Linked DNA regions of Homo sapiens: regions 2, 3, 4, 5 and 6 are each linked to region 1. Evidence: chromatin contacts called from ENCODE Hi-C or POLR2A ChIA-PET data. All regions are on one chromosome and are shown on one strand. The core of a region is the stretch at or near the end of the contact, and the rest is flanking DNA. Distances in the headings are between cores, read along the strand shown.

What was found. Hi-C counts contacts between places; a loop is a spot of excess contacts on that map. ChIA-PET counts read pairs that join two places held with the same protein, here RNA polymerase II (POLR2A). Pooled maps may share reads with other maps.
Region 2: a loop to region 1 is called in a map of CD8-positive, alpha-beta T cell, with 28 times the contacts of the local background. The contact joins the promoter of LDLR here to the promoter of ZNF627 in region 1. A Hi-C loop is called at or near these places in 1 of 168 maps with a recorded cell type or tissue (CD8-positive, alpha-beta T cell), 6 of 37 single-sample maps with no recorded cell type and 10 of 50 pooled maps. POLR2A ChIA-PET finds 5 or more read pairs at or near these places in 5 of 52 experiments (GM12878, PC-3, T-cell and 2 more).
Region 3: a loop to region 1 is called in a map of chondrocyte, with 2.6 times the contacts of the local background. The contact joins the enhancer-like site here to the promoter of ZNF627 in region 1. A Hi-C loop is called at or near these places in 7 of 168 maps with a recorded cell type or tissue (CD4-positive, alpha-beta T cell, MCF 10A, PC-9 and 4 more) and 20 of 50 pooled maps. POLR2A ChIA-PET finds 5 or more read pairs at or near these places in 2 of 52 experiments (Panc1 and activated CD8-positive, alpha-beta memory T cell).
Region 4: a loop to region 1 is called in a pooled map, with 6 times the contacts of the local background. The contact joins the promoter of ZNF763 here to the promoter of ZNF627 in region 1. A Hi-C loop is called at or near these places in 4 of 50 pooled maps. POLR2A ChIA-PET finds 5 or more read pairs at or near these places in 2 of 52 experiments (HepG2 and OCI-LY7).
Region 5: a loop to region 1 is called in a pooled map, with 2.5 times the contacts of the local background. The contact joins the enhancer-like site here to the promoter of ZNF627 in region 1. A Hi-C loop is called at or near these places in 9 of 168 maps with a recorded cell type or tissue (CD4-positive, alpha-beta T cell, CD8-positive, alpha-beta T cell, chondrocyte and 5 more) and 18 of 50 pooled maps. POLR2A ChIA-PET finds 5 or more read pairs at or near these places in 1 of 52 experiments (activated T-cell).
Region 6: a loop to region 1 is called in a pooled map, with 3 times the contacts of the local background. The contact joins the promoter of RAB3D here to the promoter of ZNF627 in region 1. A Hi-C loop is called at or near these places in 1 of 37 single-sample maps with no recorded cell type and 9 of 50 pooled maps. POLR2A ChIA-PET finds 5 or more read pairs at or near these places in 3 of 52 experiments (CD8-positive, alpha-beta T cell, GM12878 and activated naive CD8-positive, alpha-beta T cell).

The regions. Positions count from the first base shown.
Region 1 is chr19:11,595,763-11,599,490 of GRCh38, reverse strand. It overlaps ZNF627 (zinc finger protein 627), which reads right to left and starts at 2,008. Exons shown (of 4, transcript NM_145295.4): 1 at 1,861-2,008. The coding sequence starts at 1,863. RefSeq lists silencers at 1,614-1,753, 2,094-2,223 and enhancers at 1,904-1,983, 1,071-2,069.
Region 2 is chr19:11,087,486-11,091,213 of GRCh38, reverse strand. It overlaps LDLR (low density lipoprotein receptor), which reads right to left and starts at 1,751. Exons shown (of 18, transcript NM_000527.5): 1 at 1,599-1,751. The coding sequence starts at 1,665. LDLR-AS1 (LDLR antisense RNA 1) reads left to right here and starts at 1,555. Exons shown (of 1, transcript NR_163945.1): 1 at 1,555-2,146. RefSeq lists enhancers at 411-590, 308-901, 902-1,497 and a silencer at 661-920.
Region 3 is chr19:11,136,170-11,139,897 of GRCh38, reverse strand. No RefSeq gene overlaps it. Among named protein-coding and RNA genes, the nearest start is that of SPC24, 18 kb to the left of the region's middle. Within about 2 kb of position 1,991, at least 33 of the 41 ENCODE cell types and tissues checked have a DNase peak (open chromatin) inside an H3K27ac peak, as active enhancers do; they include PC-9, Panc1, dorsolateral prefrontal cortex and 1 more, where a contact is called at or near this core.
Region 4 is chr19:11,963,135-11,966,862 of GRCh38, reverse strand. ZNF763 (zinc finger protein 763) reads right to left here and starts at 1,823. Exons shown (of 4, transcript NM_001367172.2): 1 at 1,652-1,823. The coding sequence starts at 1,654. It also overlaps a transcript of ZNF69 not described here. RefSeq lists a silencer at 1,404-1,603 and enhancers at 1,755-2,049, 1,742-2,695.
Region 5 is chr19:11,242,243-11,245,676 of GRCh38, reverse strand. It overlaps DOCK6 (dedicator of cytokinesis 6), which reads left to right. Exons shown (of 48, transcript NM_020812.4): 9 at 1-114; 10 at 1,795-1,875; 11 at 1,967-2,120; 12 at 2,292-2,419; 13 at 2,525-2,618. Among named protein-coding and RNA genes, the nearest start is that of ANGPTL8, 4.3 kb to the right of the region's middle. RefSeq lists an enhancer at 1,386-2,196. Within about 2 kb of position 2,161, at least 9 of the 41 ENCODE cell types and tissues checked have a DNase peak (open chromatin) inside an H3K27ac peak, as active enhancers do; they include spleen, where a contact is called at or near this core.
Region 6 is chr19:11,337,747-11,341,474 of GRCh38, reverse strand. RAB3D (RAB3D, member RAS oncogene family) reads left to right here and starts at 1,818. Exons shown (of 5, transcript NM_004283.4): 1 at 1,818-2,006. RefSeq lists a silencer at 1,776-2,035.

The DNA.
Region 1 (3,728 bases), core at 759-3,258:
CTTGCATCACCTCAGTGGGATGGGTTTTCCTGTCCTTGGGATAAGTTTTCTCACTTCACCAGTCTAAAAGAATCCAGAGGGCAAGAATCATATCTGTTTTTCCCCTCAATACCATCATCCATTTGGCTGGACACCAATGTGTCCCCCAAGGAATGGGATCTGGAATTAGGGGAAGAAAAGCTGAGTGTCCCAGGGGTGAGCTTTGAGAGGGAGGGGATATCAAGAGATTCCTCCGACCCCAGGACACCCAGCTCCTCCACTAAGAGGCCCCACCCCGTACTTCAGGCTGTCCAGTGGGAGCAGGCTGATACCAGACCCTTCAACAGATCTGGCTGCTGTGGGCATCCTGTGTCAGCCCAAACAGCCCTGAAGCCCAGGACCAGGAAAGGAGGATGCTCTGAAGACATATCACAGTTTAAAGTTTCCAAAGGGGAACCCCAACCCAAAGACACTGTTTTTTGTTTTTTTTATTTTAGGGTCCGGGTCTCACTATGTTGCTCAGGCTGGTCTCAAACTCCTGGCCTCAGGTGATCCTCCCGCCTTGGCCTCCCAAAGTGTTGGGATTACAGACATGAGCCATGGCACCAGGCCAACCAAAAGACATTCTGAGAACATCCCTGTGCCTAGGAGAGAGAAAAGGAGAAGAGGCACAAAGGTTTTTTCACAGCAGGGTCTCATACATGTATTCTCTGCTTTCCTCTCCTGTGAAATGTTCAGAAACAGAAAGCAAATATTTTTAAAAGACCAATCGATTGCTCCTTGAAAAAATAATACAAATTAATTAGTTTGAAATGTGCAATAAAGGACAAAGAGTTGATAATGTCGTGACTGGAGTTACCTTTTGGGAATATGGTGAAAGAAGTGGTATCAAGAATTATTTGCAAGCGCCAGAGGAGTCAGGCTAGGGGAACAAGGTCAAGGATTTGGGACCCTGTCCCCCTGGGGAGTGTTAAAATAATTAATTTGGAGACAATTAGAGGGCTGTGGCTATGGTGTCCTGGTTTCCTACCCAAGGAAACAGAAATCTAAGTCGAATGAAATTCTTTTATTTGATTTTATATTTTAAAAATTTGTAGTAGTTTTTTGGTCTCAGTCTGAATATGTTCATTTAAAAAAAATTAACAGAGATGGGGTCTCGCTATATTGCGAGGCTGATCTTCAACTCCTGGGCCCAAGCGATCCTCCTGTCTTGGCCTCCAAAAGCGCTGCGATTACAGGCGTGAGCCACCGCGCTCCAGCCTCAAATGAAATTCTTATAAATTACCAGTTTATAAGGAAATAAAATTTAGGGTTAATAAACCACAACCACCAATCCACCTCTGACTACATAAGCAGAAAATGTCCACCTAGATAGAGCAAATAAGGCGACTGCATAACTGTCACCAACCAAGTACTGAATTTGGTTCGCTTCCTCCTGCACCTTACAGCCTTTCCTTCCATTCCCTCCAACGGATCCCCAAGCCACAAACCACGACCGGGAGCTTCTCCATCGATGAGCCGCTGTTTGCTCAAATAAACTCTAAATTTTTAACGGGAGAAAGGCGGGACTGTGGGGGGCGGCCACAGACCGCAGCTCCTGCAACACGAACCACATCCGAGGAGGGATACCCCCATGACCCTCCCGCGGCCCCCGCACCATGTGGGGAGACGCGGGGCTGCGGGGCCGCAGGCGTCGCGCAGGGACGGGACAGGACGACCGGGGTCCCAGCTCCTGGCCCAGCCCCACCTTGCGGCCGAGGGAACTCGGGTCCCAGACCCCGGAGTCGCCGCAGGGAGGCCTAGGTCCCTCCACAGCCGGTTCCGGCCGGTTCCAACCAGCCCCTCCCCCAGGTCTGGGGACGCCTGACCCCTCACACGCACCATTTCTCGGCTTCCAGGTGTCCCGGCGTCCTCCCTACGACTCCCGCGACCTGTACAGGTCACGGCGCGACAGAGGCTGCGGCGGAGACACCTTGGGCCTCTCGGAGAAACGGAGACGCGAGCCCGGGTGGGGACGGTCGCCAGAAACAAAGGCTCCGTAGGGAGGCGCAGGCCCTGCCCTCCTCTCCCGGGCCCATCTGAATGGACAGTTGGCAGGGCCCCGCCCCAGCGCCCCTGATTGGATAGGGTGACATACCCCGCCCCCTAAGGCCTGAGTGACGTAGGAAGCCATGGAAACGTGGCTGTGCGTAGCAGTGTTGACTGGTTCTAGCCACTGCGCCTCTCAGGCCGAGTTTCCTCCCTGCACCCAGCCCGAGGGATATTTGAGGGTTTGTTTTGGTTTTTTTTTTTTTTTTTTTTTGAGACGGAGTTTCGCTTTTGTCGCCCAGGCTGGAGTGCAGTGGCGCGATCTCAGCTCACTGCAATCTCTGCCTCCCGGGTTCAAGCGATTCTCGTGCCTCAGCCTCCCGAGTAGCTGAATTACAGGCACCCGCCACCACGCCTGGCTAATTTTTGTATTTTTCGTAGAGACGGGGTTTCGCCATGTTACCGAGGCTGGTCTCTAACTCCTGACCTCAAGTGATACGCCCACCTCAGCCTCCCAAAGTGCTGGGATTACAGGCGTGAGCCACCACGCGTGGCCTTGTTTTGGTTTCCTTCCTTCCTTCCTTCCTTCCTTCCTTCCTTCCTTCCTTCCTTCCATCCTCCCTCCCTCCCTCCTTTCTTTTTTTTCTTTCAGGGTCTTGCTCTGTCACCCAGGCTGGACTGCAGTGGCATGATCTCGGCTCACTCCAGCCCCAATCTCCCGGGCTCAAACGATCCTCCTGCCTCAGCCTCCCTAGTAGCTGGGACCAAAGTCACGCCCCACCACACTCTGCTAATTTTATTTTGTTGTTGGTGCTGTGTGTGTGACGGGGGTGGGGTGGGTTAGATGGGGTCTCACTATGTTGACCAGGCTGGTCGTGAATTCCTGGGCTCAAGTGATCCTCCTGCCTAGGCCTCCCCAGGTGCTGGGATTACAAATGTGAGCCACCGTGCCCGGCCAATATTTGCATTTAATGCAGAGCTTGCTTCTAGCTTGCCAGAGTAGGCACTGTCTTCTTCTGGCACTCCATGAGCTCTTCCTTCTAATTCCTTCCGGACACAAGGTCACCAGTATGTGCAGGGAACTCCACACTCACTGTGACATGGAGCAATCGCCTTGCCTCAGAACGGGAGGGAGCCCAGGCTAGGCCAGGGAGGACAGGAAGAGGAGGAAGGGCCTGATGTTCCGGGAAACGGGCATTTGGGATGAGGCGTGCCAAGGCTTCCTCCCATACCCTCCGGTCCCTGAAAAAACATCTATACGTGGAAAAAAAAGTAGAAATAACTGAGGTGAGAGGAAGGATGCTCTCTGATGAAGTGATGTGGGATGAGACCCAAAGTAATGTATTAGTATTAAAAGGCAGGTTGGGCTGGGTGCGATGGAGCACGCCTGTAATCTAGCACTTTGGGAGGCCGAGGCAGGCGGATCACCTGAGGTCGGGAGTTCGGAACATGGAGAAACCCCATCTCTACTAAAAATACAAAATTAGGCCAGGCGCCGTGGCTCATGCCTGTAATCCCAGCACTTTGGGAGGCCGAGGCGGGCAGATCACGAGGTCTGGAGATCGAGACCATCCTGGCTAACACGGTGAAACCCCATCTCTACTAAAAATACAAAAAATTAGCCGGGCGTGGCAGTGGGCGCCTGTAGTCCCAGCTACTCGGGAGGCTGAGGCAGGAGAATGGCGTGAACCTGGGAGGCGGAACTTGTAGTGAGCCGAGAT
Region 2 (3,728 bases), core at 502-3,001, 510 kb after region 1:
CCTTGTGTTCATCAGGCAATCCCAATCCTTTTCTAGGCTAGGCTGGTTCTCAGGAGGGAAAGGGCCATGTAGCTGTTGTCTAGGGCGAGGCTGTCTCTCTGCAACTAATTTAAAGCCACCTAAAAAGCTCTAACTCAGGATCATGCACTAACCAGCCTCTTGTGGAAATCTAAAATCTAATCCATTTCACCCAGAGGAAAAATCGCCGCTTGGACAGCTGAACCGAAGCCATTCACAGCCTCTGAAGAAGCGAGGCCACCCCAGGGGGTCGGTCCCGGGGGATAGCTGCCCCACCGTGGCTGAAGATCTCGGCTGCAGACCAAGGAGGGGCGGGGAGATTCTGAGGCAACGTTTCAACCTCGTAAGGAACCGAGGCCTTGAGGGTGGCCGGGGGCCCCTCTGTGAACTTGATCGGGGCTGGTGGGGCGAGGGCGCCCCCCAGGACAAGGTGGGGACGGAGGTGTCGCCACAGAGCACAGCGGAAACCGGGGACTTCGCCAGGAGGGCCCAGGATAACGGAGGGCGACTCGTGTATGTCGCGGAGGCGGCTCCGGGGACCCGGGACTTGTCGTCGCCTTTGTGACAGGAACCGCGGAGGAACGCCAGGCCTCCCCTGCATCCGCCTCGCCCCGGACAAGGTGAGGCTCAGACTTCCGCGCCAGCCCCGCCCCGCTCGTACACAAGCCCCGTCCTCCCGACGCCCGCCTCCGCCTCCACCGCCTCACATTGGACAAGGGGAGTGGCTCGAGGGTGGCCTGTTGGACTACACCCAATGGAATTCGGGGGGCGGGCCAAAGGGGCGGGGGCAGGGGCGGGAGGGGGTGGCCCCCGTCCCGGAGCACGCGGCGGAATCCCGGGACTGCACCCAACTCAGGATGGCAGTGGCGCCCTGGGGTCGCGCAAAGCGGATCGGGACCCCTGAGCCCGCGGTGACCTCCAGGCTGGACATCCGGGTCTCCAGTCGCCCTCGCCCCCAGAAGGACTTAAGGCGGGGGTGGGAGTGATCCCTTGTTTTAGGACTGGAGGTCCCCACACCCAGCTCCGAGTTAGAAGAGAGGGTCCCGGCCGGGCGCGGTGGCTGACGCCTGTAATCCCAGCACTTTTGGGCAGATCACCTGAGGTCGGGGTTCGAGACCAGCCTGGCCAAAATGGTGAAAACCCGTCTCTACTAAAAATACAAAAATTAGGCGGGCGTGGTGGTTGGGCGCCTGTAATCCCAGCTATTCGGGAGGCTGAGAGAGGAGACTCGCTTAAACCCGGGAGGCGGAGGTTGCAGTGAGCTGAGATCGTGCCACTGCACTCCATCCTGGGCGACAGAGCTAGACTCCGTCTCAAAGAAGATGCGGTCCCTCACCCTGTGGAGACTTGGGGGACAGCGGTGCCCCGTTTCCCTTAAATCCCTCAGACTCCTCCCGACCCTCGCGCTCCCCTCAGCGCCCCCCTCCAGCGCCCCCTCCAGCCGTTTGGGAAGGACCCCGTGCCATTACCCCACAAGTCTCCCAGGGATGGAGTGATTATTTGTACCCAAAAAAATAAATTCCCAAGGGCCCCCCGGGGGCTCCCTCTCAACCTATTCTGGCGCCTGGAGCAAGCCTTACCTGCAGTCCCCGCCGCGGCGAGGAGCAAGGCGACGGTCCAGCGCAATTTCCAGCCCCAGGGCCCCATGCTCGCAGCCTCTGCCAGGCAGTGTCCCGACCCGGATCACGACCTGCTGTGTCCTAGCTGGAAACCCTGGCTTCCCGCGATTGCACTCGGGGCCCACGTCATTTACAGCATTTCAATGTGAGGTTTCTAGCAGGGGGAGGAGTTTGCAGTGGGGTGATTTTCAAATGTCTTCACCTCACTGCAAGAGGAGGAGTTTCGAACGGCCGATGTGACATCGGCTTTTTAACCCGTGAAGCTCTGATTCCCACTCCAGTCCTTCGAAAGTGTCGCCAGGGCAGGCGACTTGATTTGTTGTATTTGGGTCTCCGGTGAAGAGCTGACGCCCCCTCAAAATTGGAAACGCATCTTCTGAAAGATCCTCCTGAAATTTCTCGATGTTTAACTGTTAACATTTTGCTGTTGTTGTCCACAGAAGGATAACAACAGCCTTTCAAGATCCTCCAATAGCCTAATGCCATTGTCCTCTCTGCCTCAAAAGGAAAACACTAAAAATGTTGGGAACTTCCGCCACTTTCTATATTTGCCTTTTCCTTTCTAGGAATTGTGTATAGATTTTTAGCTTCCTTTCGTTGTATATTGTTTTTACATTGTTATTCCAAATCACCTAATAGACACTGATCAATCAGGAATTTAAATAAAATCTTCACAAAAGTACAGCCAAAAAAATATTTTTTGTTTTGTGGGATCCCGCCTTTGGCTGAGTATAAACATCTGAAAAATCAATTGTACGGATACCTGGAGTCTGGACGTAAATATTGATTTCTCCCCTTAGGAGAAGGAGTTGAACAAACAGAAGGGCGGTTTCCTCTCCCTCAAAGCAAAATCAAAACAAAACAGGGCTTTCACAGTTGAACTTGAACCCCTAAGCCACAGAGAGCTGGTGGAGACCAACTTTTAGAATTGAGTCTCTTTGGGGACTCATGGGGTTGCCAGAGGCCTCTTGCCAAAAAGGCACATGTGAGAAACTTGCCTGAACCCCACACAGGGCTGGGCAGTCTTGGCGGTTCCCCCAGGAATAAGCTGGATTTCTCTGGGATTTTGCAAACTGACTTTGGCAGGCAGTGCTAACCTCTCAGCAGGATTTTAGGGAAACCTAGGAGACCAGGCAGAAAAGGGACAAATTGAACTCTCAGAAGGACAAAAAAAAAGATTAATCAGGGAAAATAATTTTTTAATTATTTTTATTATAATTTTTTAAATAATTATTTATTATTTATTTATCATTATTTCCAGCTGTCACTCAGGCTGGACTGCAGTGGCGTGATCACAGCTCTCTGCAGCGTCAACCCTGGGCTCAAGGAATCCTCCCACCTCAGCCTCCTGAATAGCTAGGACCACAGGAGTGCACCACCATGCCCAACTAATTTTTAATTTTTTTTTATAGATGGGGTCTCACTATGTTGCCCAGGCTGGTCCCAAACTCCTAGCTTCACTCAATCCTCTTCCTCTTGCATCATGATGCCTCTCAAATTGCTGGCTTTACAGGCATGAGCCACTGTGCCCAACCCAGAAGAAGAAATTGATGATAAGAATTTTTGGCAGTTAAGACTCAGTTTCAGAATTCGGCCTTGGACAGATAAATTAGCTTTCCCAACCTGTAAAGGGGCCATCAAAATGCTTGAACCTACTTGGCAGGCTCAGTGTCAAGGTCAAATTGAAATAATTAGCGGGCTGGGCATGGTGGCTCACGCCTGTAATCCCAGCACTTTGGGAGGCTGAGGCAGGTGGATCACGAGGTCAGGAGATCAAGACCATCCTGGATAACACAGTGAAACCCCACCTCTACTAAAAAAAAATACAAAAAATTAGCCGGGCGTGGTGGCGGGTGCCTGTAGTCCCAGCTACTCGGGAGGCTGAGGCAGGAGAATGGCGTGAACCCGGGAGGTGGAGTTTGCAGTGAGACGAGATTGCGCCACTGTACTCCAGCCTGGGCGACAGAGTGAGACTCCGTCTCAAAAAAAAAAAAAAAAAAAGAAGTAATTAGCAATCACCTAGAGAAGTTTACAAGGATAGGCAAGTTCTAGGAGCTGCTGCAACGTTTATAAATGTGTCCCCATTGAATC
Region 3 (3,728 bases), core at 742-3,241, 460 kb after region 1:
CTTGAGGTCAGGAGTTCAAGACCAGCTCAGCCAACATGGTGAAACCCTATCTTTACTAAACACACAAAAACTAGCCAGGCGTGGTGGTGCGTGCTTGTAATCCCAGCTACTCAGGAGGCTAAGAGAATCGTTTGAACCCAGGAGGTGGTGGTTGCCTTGAGCTGAGATCGCACCACTACACTCCAGCCTGGGCGACAGAGCGAGACTCCGTCTCAAAAAAAAAAGAGAGAGAAACAAAGGAAGAAAGAAGGAAGGAAGGGAGGGAGGGAGGAAGGAAGGAGAGAGAGAAAGGAAATGAAGGAAGAAAGAAAAGAAAAGAGAAATGAGTACTGTAAGCCTGTGGCCCGCCAGACCCTCCTTCATGGAGCCACACCCCAGTGGAGGCCACTGTGTCAGTTTTTCTGTAGACGGGTGGCAGAGCCAGGGCTTTAATCTGAGCTGAGTGTGTTCAGAGCTTGTGCTCTTAATCCTGACCCACAAATGAACGCTGTGGGGTGGTGGGGGGTGACGCTCTGTGGCTCTGTGGGAGGCCCAGGGAGGAGGTGTCATTTGTCCCAGACTTGAGCCCCCAGGGGATAAAGGTGTGGAGACTGTGAGCCAGGCAGGGGAAACAGCAAGGCTGGCATGGAGGAGACCAAGGGGGATGGCAGGAGGGCAGGGGTCCTTGATCACGCCAGGCCTGCAGTCCACAGGGCAATGTGGGGAGGATTTTCCAATTCCAAGACAAGCCCCAGCTCTGGGAGAAGGGAACCTGACATGGCCCCTTGACACAGTGGCCCCGCCTGTCTAGGTGGCTGATGTCACTATTTACTCCCAAGCTCCCCGCTCCCCATCCCAGGAACAGCCCCAGAGCAGCCCAGCCCAGGGGAGGGACGGCTCCGGATGGAGCAGAAAGTTGCCAGGAAACCCCAGCGGCCATGCTCAGTGGGGTGATGGGGACCAGGGACTCCCACTCAGAACCCTCCGTGGCTTTTTTATTCCTTCATCATCACGGAAAATCACTGCCTGCAAGGGAGGAGGGTGCTGACCCCAGACTGGGGAGCGGGGAGGGGATTAGGCCAGGGCCAGCTGCAGGGCAGGGCAGCCTGCACCCCTCTCCCCACCTCCCTCTGGCAGCCGCGGCTCAGCCCAGAGGCTCCAGGCTGACTCACTGCAGACAGCTGTGGTCTGGGATGCCTCGGGCTGCTGGAAGGGGAACGGCCTGGGGACAGGAGAAGGGGAGGGACAGCAGGGGACACTAGTTGTGGGTGTCAGACTTGCTGGGAGTGGGACAAATTCCTCCCACCTTCCACCCTGTCCTGGCCAGAGCTGTTGAGCCTGCGGAGACAGGACAGGACCACCAGCCTGCAGGGGTGGCGTTCCCCAAGCTGCAGGCTGCCCCCAGCCCTGCAGGACAAGTGGGTGGGTGGGTGGGTGCTGAGCCTATAGACCAGGGAGCCAGCAGCGCATTTTACCAGGGCCCCGTTCTGAGCCAGAGAACTGGAACCGGCGAGGATCAGAATCCAGCCACAGTGACCCGAGCCTCCTATTTCTCTCTGTAAAATGGGTGGCTGTCAACCCTCCCTCCCTTTGGCGACCATCGGGGCAGAACGATGGATTGTCAGGAAACTGAATGTCTGCATGTCTGTGTCACCCTCAAAGCTCTGATACAAGCTCCCAATGCAGCAGCCAAGGCCGAATACCAGAACCTTCCATCACCTCTGGCCTCTCCTCTGGGCCATGCCCCACCCATGCTGTGCTCCCAGTCCCCACCCCTGCCTGGGGATGCACCCCGGTCCTGCCCACCCTCCCGTCTCAGTCTCAGCACCCTCGAGCCGCCACCTCCCAGGCCCTCCCGTTTTCCTGGCCATCTGAGCCCGCTTATCCTGTTTGCCACTTGGTTGAGCACCAATTTCGTCAATCGAGCAATTATCGAGCGCCTGTGTGCAGGCTCCAGGACGCTTCCTGTGTGGGCTGCTCAGTTTTCCCTCCCAGGGGCGTTTTGGAAGCGTCCCAAAACAAAAGGCGGAAGGCAGGAAGGAAGTGCCACCCCGTGGACGCAGGAAAGATGACAGGCCCTGCCTTTGTCTCCGAGCGCCTGCGCAGCCCCATCCTGCCCCACTTCCAGAGCCCCTGGGGAGGGGGAGATTAGCTTTGTCTCCATTGTCAGGTGGGGAAACTGAGGCTCTGAGGTGCCTGTCACCCAGCGAGTCAGTGGCAGAGCCAGGTTATGAACCCAGACGGCCTGGTCAGTCTGCTCTTTTTGGGTTTTTGTTGTGTTTTGTTTTGTTTTTTTGAGACAGAGTTTCCCAGGCTGGAGTGCAATGGTGCAATCTCGGCTCACCGCAACCTCTTCCTCCCAGGTTCAAGCAATTCTCCTACCTCAGCCTCCCGCGTAGCTGGGATTACAGGCATGCGCCGCCACACCCAGCTAATTTTGTATTTTTAGTAGAGATGGGGTTTCTCCATGTTGGTCAGGCTGGTCTCAAACCCCCAACCTCAGGTGATCCGCCCACCTTGGCCTCCCAAAGTGCTGGACTCAAGAGATCTTCCCACCTCAGCCTCCAAGTATCTGGGACTACAGGTGTGCGCCATCGCATCCGGCTGGTAATTTTAAAACTTTTTCTGTTGTTGTTGTCTGTTTTTTTGACGCAGTGTCTCGCTCTGTCAGGCTGGAGTGCAGTGGTGCGATCTTGGCTCAGTGCAACCTCGGCCTCCCGAGTTCAAGCGATTCTCCTGCCTCAGCCTCCCAAGTAGCTGGGATTACAGGCATGCGCCACCACACCCAACTAATTTTTGTATTTTTAGTAGAGGCGGGGTTTTGCCATTTTGGCTAGGCTGGTTTTGAACTCCTGACCTCAGGTGATCCGCCTGCCTCGGCCTCCCAGAGTGCTGGGATTATAGGCATGAGCCACTGAGCCCAGAAATTTAAAAACGTTTTTTAGAGATGGGGTCTTGCTATGTTGCCCAGACTGCTCTTGAACTCCTGGGCTCAAGCAATCCTCCTGCCTCAGCTTCCCAAGGTACTGGGATTACAGGCATGAGCCACGTTTGTGGACCTAACCACCCCAGTGTCGTGTCACCCCTGGGCCAACCCTGTCCCTCCTTCGATCCACCCAGTAAGGCACCATTGCCTGGGCTTCATCAGCCTGTCCCTGTTGGGCTCAGCCCGTGGGAGGCACTGGTGGGAGATAGAGCCTGGAGCGGGGGACAGGCTGGGCTCTTCCCCGCCTCGCTCTGCTGGGGACCATGTCTGCAGCACTTCTTTCCCTCCTATGAGTTTCTGGCTCTCACCAGCTCCCAGGCTCCAGAAACCACATCTTCCTCTCCTGGTTTTGTGGTGGTGGCGCTTTCTGCTGTTGCTTATTTCTGGGTTACCTCACCGTCCCCCTGTTTAATCTTGAACATTTTTTATGGTGCAGTCACCTGCCAGCATACCCGGCTAATTTTTTTGTATTTTTAGTAGACAGGGTTTCACTATGTTGGGCAGGCTGGTCTCGAACTCCTGACCTCATGATCCGCCTGCCTCAGCCTCCCAAAGTGTTGGGATTACAGGCTTGAGCCACCGCACCCTGCTTTTTTTTTTTTTTATTGAGATGGTGTCTCGCTCTGTTGCCCAGCCTGGAGTGCAATGGTGCCGTCATAGCTCACTGCAGCCTCAAAATCTTACCCTTTTTAGTAGAGACATGGTTTCACCATGTTGGCCAGGCTAGTCTCAAACTCCTGACCTCAAGTGATCTGCCTTCCTT
Region 4 (3,728 bases), core at 574-3,073, 370 kb before region 1:
GGCCATTGCTATCTTTCTGCTTGAATAAACTCTTCCAGCTGAAATCTGAACCTTTCGATTATTTCGGAGTGACAAGTCCAAATAAGGCAACTGCATCTCTGCAACCAATCAAGCATTTATCTCATTTGTCTCCTCATGTACCTTATAAAAGCCCAGTCTTCAACCTGCAAACTTAAAAACATACCTTGCGGCCAGGCGAGGTGGCTCACATCTGTAATCCCCGCACACTGGGAGGCCGAGGCAGGTGGATCACTTGAGGTCAGGAGTTTGAGAATAGCCTGGCCAACATGGTGAAGCCCAATCTTTACTAAAAATACAAAAATTAGCCAGGCATGGTGGTGCATGTCTGTAATCCCAGCTACTCAGGAAGCTGAGGCAGGAGAATTGCTTGAACCCAGAAGGCAAAGGCTGCTGTGAGCCGAGATCCAGCCATTGCACTCCAGCCTGGGCGACAGAAGGAGATTCTGTCTCAAACAAAAACAAAAACAAACAAAGTACCTTCCCAGTTAAGTGAAGTGACTGGCTCTTGGCCAAGGGAACCCCCAAAAAACCCTGAAAATTGAGTGCCTCTGTATGACAGGATGGCAGGTGAGACAGGTCTCCTTATACCCTCTCCCTTTAGGAGTTTACATGCAGCAACTGACGCACATTCATGTAAAAACAGACATTATCTGACTGGAAAAACAGACTCCTTGTGGCAAGAAGATACCAAATTACAAACAAGACCTAAGGCCACGCAAGGTAAGGGTAAGTCATGCCTTGGAATTCATAAAATCTCGAGAAACAGGTCTGTTTTTTGGCTGGGATGGAATCAAGTGGCAGATAACAGACCCCCTTCCTTCAGCATTCCTTCCTACCTCCTCCAAACTTTAGACAAACTTCACACTCTCAATCAACTGCCACCTACAGAATCCCTCAACCACCTGTGCCTTCTAACCCCCCTTCCACAGGTCCCGCCCTTTCTGCCAATGGAACTTACACCTTCCAGGCACTGATTCATGATTTTCCCTGCAATTCCTGTCTCTCTGAAATGAATAAAACCAAATTGTCTTGAGCCGCCTCGGGACCACTCACTATAGGCTTCTTGGGGTTGTGTTTCCCTTGCCAAGGTCTCTCCTATTTGGCTACGAATAAACTTTATTTTACATTGTTTGGCTTTTTCAGTTGACAAACCACAAGCCAGGACTGGGTGGTTCTCATTACTGAATTGCTGTTTGCTCAAATGAACTCTTTAATTGTTAATGTACTTCAGTTTAATTTTTAACAGGAGAAAGTGGGAACTGGGGGCCCCACAGACCACTGCTCCTCCCACGCACGAACCCTACACACGAGTCAGGATTTCCCCCATGACCCTCTCGTGGCTTCCGCATAATCTGGGGAGACGCGGGGCTGCGGGCGCGGAACTGCCCAGAGAGGGCTCCGGGGCGGGGCCGCAGTCACCGCGCAGGGACAGGACAGGACACCCGGGGTCCCGGCTGCCAGCCCAGCCCCATCCAGCGGCCGAGGGGACCGAGGGCCGAGCAGCTCCAGGAGGACTCGGTCCCAGACCCTGGAGTCGCCCGCAGGGAGGCCCGGGTCCCGCCGCAGCCGGTTCCGGCCGGTTCCAGGCAGCCTCTACCCCGTCTCGGGACAACCGGCTATGCACACGCACCATTTCCTGGCTTTCAGATGTCCTGGGGTCCTCTCTACAGCTCCTGTGACTACAGAAGGGCACAGCGCAGGAGACAGAGCGATAGAAACCTGGGTAGAGGTACCAGGTCCCTCTCGGGGATGGATACAGCGGATATCAACCACCGGCTGCGCAAGGACAAAGGTGAGGACAGGAATGCGACCCACTCTGTGCCTGGATAAACAATGGGCAGGGCCCTGCCCCGGCACCTCTGATTGGATGGAATGCTAGGCCCCGCCCCTCACTTCTGAGTGACAGCGGAAGCCTTGGGTATCAGGCCCGGCAGAGCCAGACTGACTTGACGGATTCTAGCCACAGCTTCTCTAAGGGCGAGGTGCTTCCTGTACTCTGATTATTGGATATTTGCATTTCAGCCAGACTTGCTACAGATATAAGAGAACACTAGCGTCTTCCTCACTCAAGGGATTTTCCCCGCTCCTTCGTTCTGCACGGGGTCACAGGAGTGTGCAGGGAATTTCAGACTCAGTGTCCATAGGAGCCATCTGCTGGCCTCAGAGCAGCAGGGGAACCGAGACCAGGCCAGGCACGACTGCATCAGGAGAGGCACATGTCCTTGAGCGGGCCGGAATTGGGAATGAGGCATGGCCAAGCCTTGCTCACACACCCCCATCCCCTCCTCACAGTGTGAAAATGCTCCCTGCTTCCAGATCTTCATTTTCACCAGCAGGAAACTCTCACCTGGGGTTAATTTAACCTTCTGACCTAAATAAACTGTCAACTTCATGAACCCTTTATCCAGGTGTCGCCCCCAAACAATTCTGTCTCTAGCCTGATATTCACACATTCTCTTTATATATACAAACAACTCTGCCTCCAGCGACCCCATGCGTGTCAAACCCCAAACCCTGCCCAGAAGACAGCCCCAGGCTCCAGAGGTACAACACCAGAAAGGACAGAACCCCACAAAGGCGTCTGCACGTCTCTTCTGCTTTCCAGGGCTCTGCAGCTTCTCGGAATCCACACTCCTTCTGGAGCTGCTCTGAGCGGCTGGAGGCCACTTGTAGGGGAGGGCGGGCTGCCCGGGAAGACCCCAGGGAATCTCTCTTTCTCTTCCTTTGCAGGATCCACACTGGCCTCGGCGTGGAGTCACTGGCCTGGGGCTCTGCTGCCCCCTGCAGGTTATTCAGCTACTTCTCACCCGACTGATCAGTTCCATGAGACAAACACCCTCAAACCCCTGCTCTCCTCCTATGTTTATGTATAAAATGGGCGAGGAAAATTCTAAGATAACTTAAGTGCATTTAAAAGACTTTCAGATCGCGGTGGAGGTGGCAGCTGAGGGTCCCCTGATCAGTGACACTGCAGCAACTCCAGGCCTGGAGAGAGGGTGGAGAGCTGGAGCTGGATGTGGACAGGTGGAGGGAGCTACTCTGGGAACTGGGCTCTACAGCAGCGCGGATCTAGGGCCCGGAGCCCGGGAGAGCAGAGATGGGGGCTCCCGGGACAGGACGCTTGGGGAGAAGAGAGTCGGGCGGTTTCCATGGGACGGGGGTGCTGTGGCAGCTGGTGTGGGCCTGTGGCTATCATAACTAAGCCCGATTGGGACGTGAAAACTTGGATTCCGTGGGAATTTATGAAGAGGAAGGCTCTGATGACAAAGAAGTCATTGATGAGGAGGGGGAAGAGAGTCACCGGCAAGCTCACCCCCTTATGGAAAGAAAAGTGAACGCTCAACCACTGCTGCAAAATGGGGTCAAAGGATGAGAGTATCACTGTGAGGGAATAAACTGCTGCATAACTCTGAGAGATTGCAAAAACCTTTCAACAACAGCCTGGGAGGCCGGATACCATGGCTCACGCCTGTAATCCCAACATTTTGGGAGGCCAAAGTGGGAGGAGCACTTGAAGACAGAAGTTGGAGATCACCCTGAGCAGTGAAGTGAGACCCTCCCAACTCCATACATCTTTGTTTAGAATTAGCCTGGAGAGGTGGTGTGTACCTATAGTCTCAGCTAGTCAGGAGGCTGAGGCAGGAGGATCACTTGAGCCTCAAAGTTTGAGGCTGCTGTGAGCTATGATCAGGCTACTGCACTTCAGC
Region 5 (3,434 bases), core at 912-3,411, 350 kb after region 1:
TCCATGAAGGGGCTGCTTCGGGCTCATGGCACCCACCCTGCCATCTCCACCCTGGCCCGCTCTGCCATCTTCTCTGTGACCTACCCCTCACCTGACATCTTCCTGGTCATCAAGGTGCCTGCTGGGGCTGGGCAAGGGGGTGGTAATGGCGAATGTCACTGATTTAGTCCCTGCCTTCACAGAATGAGACAGATACATCACCAAGAAGGGTAATCAGGGCTGTTGTGGGGGAAACACAGGCAGGGAGGAGGCCCCTGATCCAACTCAGGTGGGGAGAAATCACCAAGGGCTTCCAGGGAGAGGCGACAGTTGAGCTGATAACTATACGTGGGCAGCCTGGGGAGAAAAGCCATCCCTAGGCACATGTGACAGGCTGGGGTCCTCGGAGGTGGGTGAGATGCTGTTGGGAAGTTTGTGGACAGATGAAAGACATAGTTGGCACCCTCATTTGAGATTTTCTGTTTCTGGGAGGGAGGTCAAATTTCTTTTCTCAAAACCTTCTATTAGTTTGCAATGATGAAATGAATCCAGTATCCACAGGCAGGTGCTGCTATGGTCACGCTTCACAGGGATCCCTCCTTCAGTCCTCACCACAGGGCCTAAGGTGGAGGGGTGCCATGGTTCCCATTTTCCAGATGGGGAAACTGAGGCACAGAGTGGATAGGGTCCCACTGCCCAGGGTCCCACAGCCCCTGAGTGGTCAGGATTGGAGTCTAGGCCTCATGGCTCAGAGCCATGCCCAGAGTGGCCTCTATTTACACTAACAAAGAAAAATGTAGGGAAGGCCAGGCACAGTGACTCACAACTGTAATCCTAGCACTTTGGGAGGCTGAGGCGGGAGGATCGCTTTAGCCCAGGAGTTTGAGACCAACCTTGCCAACATGGTGAAACCCATTCTCTACTAAAAACACAAAAATTGGCTGGGCGCGGTGGCTCACGCCTGTAATCCCAGCACTTTGGGAGGCCGAGGCAGGCAGATCACCTGAAGTTGGGAGTTCCAGACCAGCCTGACCAATGGTGAAACCTCGTCTCTACTAAAAATACAAAAATTAGCGGGACGTAGTAGCAGGCGCTTGTAGTCCCAGCTACTTGGGAGGCTGAGGCAGGAGAATTGCTTGAACCCGGGAGGCAGAGGTTGCAGTGAGCCGAGATTGTGCCATTGCACTTCCGTCTGGGTGACAGAGCGAGACCCCATCTCAAAAAAAAAAAAAAAAAAAAAAAAAAAGCCAGGTGTGGTGGGTCATGCCTGTAATCCCAGCTACTCAGGAGGCTGAGGCAGGAGAATTGCTTAAACTCAGGAGGCAGAGGTTGCAGTGAGCTGAGATCCCATCACGCACTTCAGCCTGGGCAACAGGGAGACTCTGTCTAAAAAAAAAAATTCACAGCAAGCCTGTTATCCCAGCACTTTGGGAGGCAGAGGCAGGGGCATCACTTGAGCCCAAGAGTTTGAGACCAGCCTAGGCAACATAGCGAGACCCCTGTCTCTATATAATACATACATACATACATACATAAATGTAAATAAATAAGTAAATTTAGGGAAAATATCACCAGCTAAAGGTAGGCTTGGAGGTTAGGGGTAGATCTGAAGAATGGGAGGGAGTAGCCACCAGGCAGGCCAACACTAACCCTTGATCCCAAGGACAGCGGGAGCCATGGGAGGTGTTGGAGCAAAGGCCTTCATATGTTAGGAGTGTCCGAGGGCCCATGAGGGGTCCAGGAGGCTGGGGAGCCAGCACGGGGGAACAGAGCGTTCGGGCAGCGCCTCACTGGATTCATTCATCTGCCCCGCAGTTGGAGAAGGTGCTTCAGCAAGGGGACATCAGTGAGTGCTGTGAGCCTTACATGGTGTTGAAAGAAGTGGACACAGCCAAGGTAAGCGTGTGGAGGCTGGACTAGGGGCAACAGATCCCTGACTCAGCAGGGCTAGGATGCTGAGCTGGCAGGGGACGGGGTCTCCCCACAGAACAAAGAGAAGCTAGAGAAGCTGCGCCTGGCGGCCGAGCAGTTCTGCACCCGCCTGGGCCGCTACCGCATGCCCTTCGCCTGGACGGCCGTGCACTTGGCCAACATCGTGAGCAGCGCTGGGCAGCTGGACCGGGACTCTGACTCGGAGGGCGGTGAGGAGGCGGGGCTAACAGGCTTGGGGCGGGGCTAAAGGGTGGTGCTGACAGGCCTGGGGCGGGGCTACGGGGCGAGGGGGTGCGCCCTCTGCTGGCCGAACTGTGCCGCCCCTGAGTCTCCCTGTTTCATCTTGGTCCCCCTTTTGTCATTGTCATTCCCTCCCCTAGAGCGCCGGCCAGCCTGGACAGACCGCCGCCGTCGGGGGCCCCAGGACCGGGCGAGTAGTGGGGACGACGCCTGCAGCTTCTCTGGCTTCCGTCCAGCCACGCTAACTGTCACAAACTTCTTTAAGCAGGTGTCCTACCCTGGGGCCAGGGACTCTCCCACTCCCCGCTGGCTGCATTAGCCCTGGGGACCCCTAGCCCCCTGGCCCAGGCTGACGGGAGTGGGTCCCATGTAGGAGGCTGAGCGACTCAGTGACGAGGACCTCTTCAAGTTCCTGGCTGACATGAGGCGCCCGTCGTCCCTGCTGCGGCGACTACGTCCTGTGACTGGTGCGTGGCACACCCCATACACAAGAAGTATCACTCTCACTCAGCCACTCAACAAACCTACACTGAGAGCACCTACTGTGCCAGGGGCATCAGAGACCCAACGATGACCATGATGGACAAATCCCTGACCTCAGGGGCTGGCTACAGCTTCTAATGGGGACCATAGACAAGAAGCAGAATAAATAAGATGGATACAGCGTCAATAGGTGGTTAATGGCAGCGGGGCAGGCAGGGGTCCTGGGGGCAGAGTTGATCAAATGTAGGGGTAAGGCTGGGGTGCAGTGGCTCAAGTCTGTAACGCCAACACTTTGGGAGGCTGAGGCAGGAGGATGATTGTTTGAGCCCAGGAGCTCAAGACCAGCCTGGGGGCCAGGTGTGATGGCTCATACCTGTAATGCCAGCACTTTGGGAGGCCGAGGCGGGCAGATCACTTGAGGTCAGGAGTTTGAGACCAGCCTGGCCAACATGGTGAAATTCCATCTCTACTAAAAATACAAAAATTCACCAGGTGTGGTGGCACACACCTGTAATCCCAGCTACCTGGGAGGCTGAGGCAGGAGAATCACTTGAACTGGGGAGGCAGAGGTTGCAGTGAGCCGAGATCGCCCCACTGCACTCCAGCCTGAGCAACAGAGTGACTCCACTTAAAAAAAAGAAAAACAAAAACGAAAAAAAATTTAGGGTGACAGACAGCAGAGTTGAGGGCAATTTCTGGCCTTGGCGCCTGAGGGACACAGCCCCCAGTCCCCAGAGAACATCATGGGAGAGTCTGCCCTGACTACACAGCCCAGAAAGGGTGGGCTGAGCCAGGAGGCT
Region 6 (3,728 bases), core at 569-3,068, 260 kb after region 1:
TTGTTCCCACGAGGCAGTGGGGGCTCAGAGAAGTTCAGCAAATTGAGTAAGGTGGAATTGCTGGGATTCCAACACCAGCAAAACCTGGGTATTTCACAAAGGGATCCAACCCACTTTAACTTTCTTTATTTAGAGATAAAGTCTTGCCCTGTCACCTAGGCTGGAGTGCAGTGGCACAGTCATAACCTACTGAAGCCTCTCTCTCTCCCAGGCTCAAGCAATCCCCCTGCCTCAGCCTCCGGAGTAGCTAAGACTACATGTATGTGCCCCCATGGTCAGCTAATTTTTTTTTCTTTTTTCTTTTTTTCTTTTTCTTTTTTTTTTTTTTTTTTTTTTTGTGGCCAGCTAATTTTCAAAAAAATTTTTTGTAGAGTTGGGATCTCTATGTTGCCTAGGCTGGCCTTGAACTCCTGAGCTCAAGGAATCCTCCTGCCTCAGCCTCCCAAAGGGCTGGGATTACAGGCATCAGACACTGTGCCCAGCCTCATTTATTTTTTAATTTTTTTTTTTTTTTTTTTGAGACAGAGTCTCACTCCATCGTCTAGGCTGGAGTGCAGTGGCGCGATCTCGGCTCACTGCAACCTCCACCTCCTGGGTTCAAGCGATTCTCCTGCCTCAGCCTCCCAAGTAGTTGGGATTACAGGTGTGCACCACCATGCTCGGCTAATTTTTGTATATTTATTTATTTATTTGAGACAGAGTTTCGCTCTTTTTGCCCAGGCTGGAGTGCAGTGGCGTGATCTCGGCTCACTGCAACCTCCGCCTTCCGGGTTCAAGCAATTCTCCTGCCTCAGCTTCCAGAGTAACTGGGATTACAGGCATGCGTCACCACGCCTGGCTAATTTTGTATTTTTTAGTAGAGACAGGGTTTCTTCACGTTGGCCAGGCTAGTCTCGAACTCCCGACCTCAGGTGATCTGCCCACCTCGGCCTCCCAAAGTGCTGAGATTACAGGTGTGAGCCACCGTGCCCAGCCCCTAATATTTGTATTTTTTTTTTTTTTTTTTTAGTAGAGATGAGGTTTCACCATGTTGGCCAGGCTGGTCTTAAATTCCTGACCTCAAGTGATCCGCCTGCCTTGGCCTCCCAAAGTACTGGGATTACAGGCATAAGCCACCGCGCCCAGCTCTCGTTTATTTTTATTTATTTGAAACAGGGTCTTGCTCTGTTGCCCAGGCTGGAGTGCTGTGGTGCAATCAAGGCTCACTGCAGCCTCGATGTCTCCAGCAATCCTCCTGCCTCAGCCTCCCAAGTAGCTGGGGTTACAGACGCACGCCACCACACCTGGCTAATTTTTGTTATTTTTAGTAGAGATGAGGTCTCCTTACGATGCCCAAGCTGGTCTCAAACTCCTGGCCTCAAGTGATTCTCCTGCCTCGGCCTCCCAAACTGCTGTAATTACAGGCCACCGCGCCTGGCCTAGCCTACTTTAAGGCCGGCACTGCACTTGACAAACACTAACTCAGATCAGAATCCTCCCACAACTCTGTGAGGTTGGGTACTCTCGCTATGAGCTACTTGACGGATGGGGAAACTGAGGCTCAAAGAGGTTAAGTAACGCGTCCAAAGCCACAAGACTAGAAAGTGGTGGAGCTGGGACTCGAACCAGGCCCAAGACTCTATGCTTTTAACAGCCGTGCGTATAGTAGAAGCTCTTTACAAGCAGCTGGGAAAATGAGATGTTGCTTGGCTAGGACGGGCTCTAGACGCTTGGTGCAGCTTCCAGCCCCTCCCACCCGCTCTCTGAAAGCCCCGCCCAAGACTCGGCCCCTCTTCGTCCTCCCCCATCCCCCGCTCCGGGAACGGCCCTTCCTCCGCCTTCTGGGCGGAGCCCGCGCGGGATCCGGGTGGCTGCAGGCTGCTGGCTTCTGCGGCTGCGGGGTCGGGGTCGCGGCCAGGGCCAAGCCGCAGCGAGTTCACAGGCGGAACCCCTGCAGGCGGCGCCCCCTACGCGAGGTCACCCCTGGGAAGGAGCGCAGCCCACCCGGCCCCTCCGCATCCGAGCAGGTCTGTGGGGTACGGGGGTTTGGGAGGAAGGTAGGGGGTCTGGGGAACAAAGGCGGGGCTGCGGGGAACGCCTCTGCCCTCGCCCCCACCCAGCTGGGCACTTGGGAAGCGCTGATGGGGCGCGGGCGGGGCAGAGAGCCCAGCTGGGGACAGGCGTTGGGACCATATGGTGATGGGGGAAACTCCTGAGTCCACCTGCATTGGCTGGGGCGCCCCAAATCTAGTGAAGGGGAACAGAGGCGAGCCCTCCGGGGCCAGGCTTGAGGGAGGGTCGGCAGATGGTTAGAAAGAGGCGGGACCGACTGACACAGGTGAGCTAAGGCTGGGGGAGGTGGGGGCCCCAGCCTTGCGGCCCTGCCCTGCGTGGGGAAAGGTTTCCTGCCTCTTCTCTTCCCCTCCTTAAACTCGTTCTCCTGGAACACGGGGTGGGGCCGGTTGGGTCCTGGTTTAAAATGGAAAAAAGCCCCAAAGGCAGTTGAGAAATAGCTGTGCCAGGGCTGTCTCTGCCTCTGCCCCGCCTGCATCCAGGCCTTCTGCAGCCTCTCCGTGCGGTTCCCGCAGCGGCCATAGACAGCTGGGGAAACTGAGGCCTGGGAGAGGTTATGAGGGTTGAGGGAGCACCTTGGACTCGGATGAAGCAGCATGTTGGAGTGTGGGCAGATTCAAGGAGCCTAGCCGTGGGACAGATTGCCTGGAAAGACCAAGGGTGGGCGGCAGTGGTCGTGGTGGTGGGGTTGTGTTAATTAAGTGGCTGGGATCGTTTCCTTGGGTATAAGGACTCTCACTCCTGCCTCCGTGGACTGGGGCTGGAGTGAGTCAGCCTTGGGCAGAAGGAGACAGGCCTGGCCCCTTTGACAAATAGAAAATAGCAGTACCCATTTAGGGGGTAGAACTGGACTCTAAACCTGGGCCCTGTACATAGAAAACCCCTTCCCCTTGGAACTCAGAGAAGGGGTTGTATTTGGCATGAGTTGGTGGGCGGCAGGCGCCCCAGTGGCTGACACCTGCCAAAGTCAACACCCAAGCCTTAATCAGGGGCTCTATCCAGCTTATCCAGCTGGCAGGTCCTCCCCCCACCCCACCCCAGCTTACACCTGGGCCACACCGGCTGCACACGCTGGGGCGAAGTCCACACCTGTGCCTTCTCCAGAATCTAGTTCTGCAGGGGCCAGAGCCCCTTACCCTCGGCCTTGCACTTGAACCCTTTGCTAGGCCTCTGGGTTTCCAGATAGGAAAGGTCTCCCCACCCTCCACCCCAATACAGACTCAGTTACGCCACAGGGTGTGAAGATTAAACAGCAGTCACATTTTTTGTGCCCCAGCTCTATACCAGGCACTGTCTAATGACCGTTACGTGTGTTAATACCTTCCCACTGGAAGGAACGTGACCACCCGAGGATGGACTTTTTCTTGTCCTATTCACAGCTGCATTTCCACAGAGAACAGGGCCCGGCAGAGAGTAAGCATTTGTTGAATGAATAAAGAAACACATTTTAGGTCGGGCGTGGTGGCTCATGCCTGTAATCCTAGCACATTGGAAGGCTGAGGCAGGAGGATTGCTTGAGCAGAGGAGTTTGAAACCAGCATGGGCAACATAATGAGACCCCATCTCTACAAAAAAATTTTTTTTAAATTAGCCTGATGTGGTGGCATGTCTGTAGTCCCAGCTACTTGGGAGGCTGAGGCAGGAGGATCACTCGAGCCCAGGAGGTCAAGACTGCA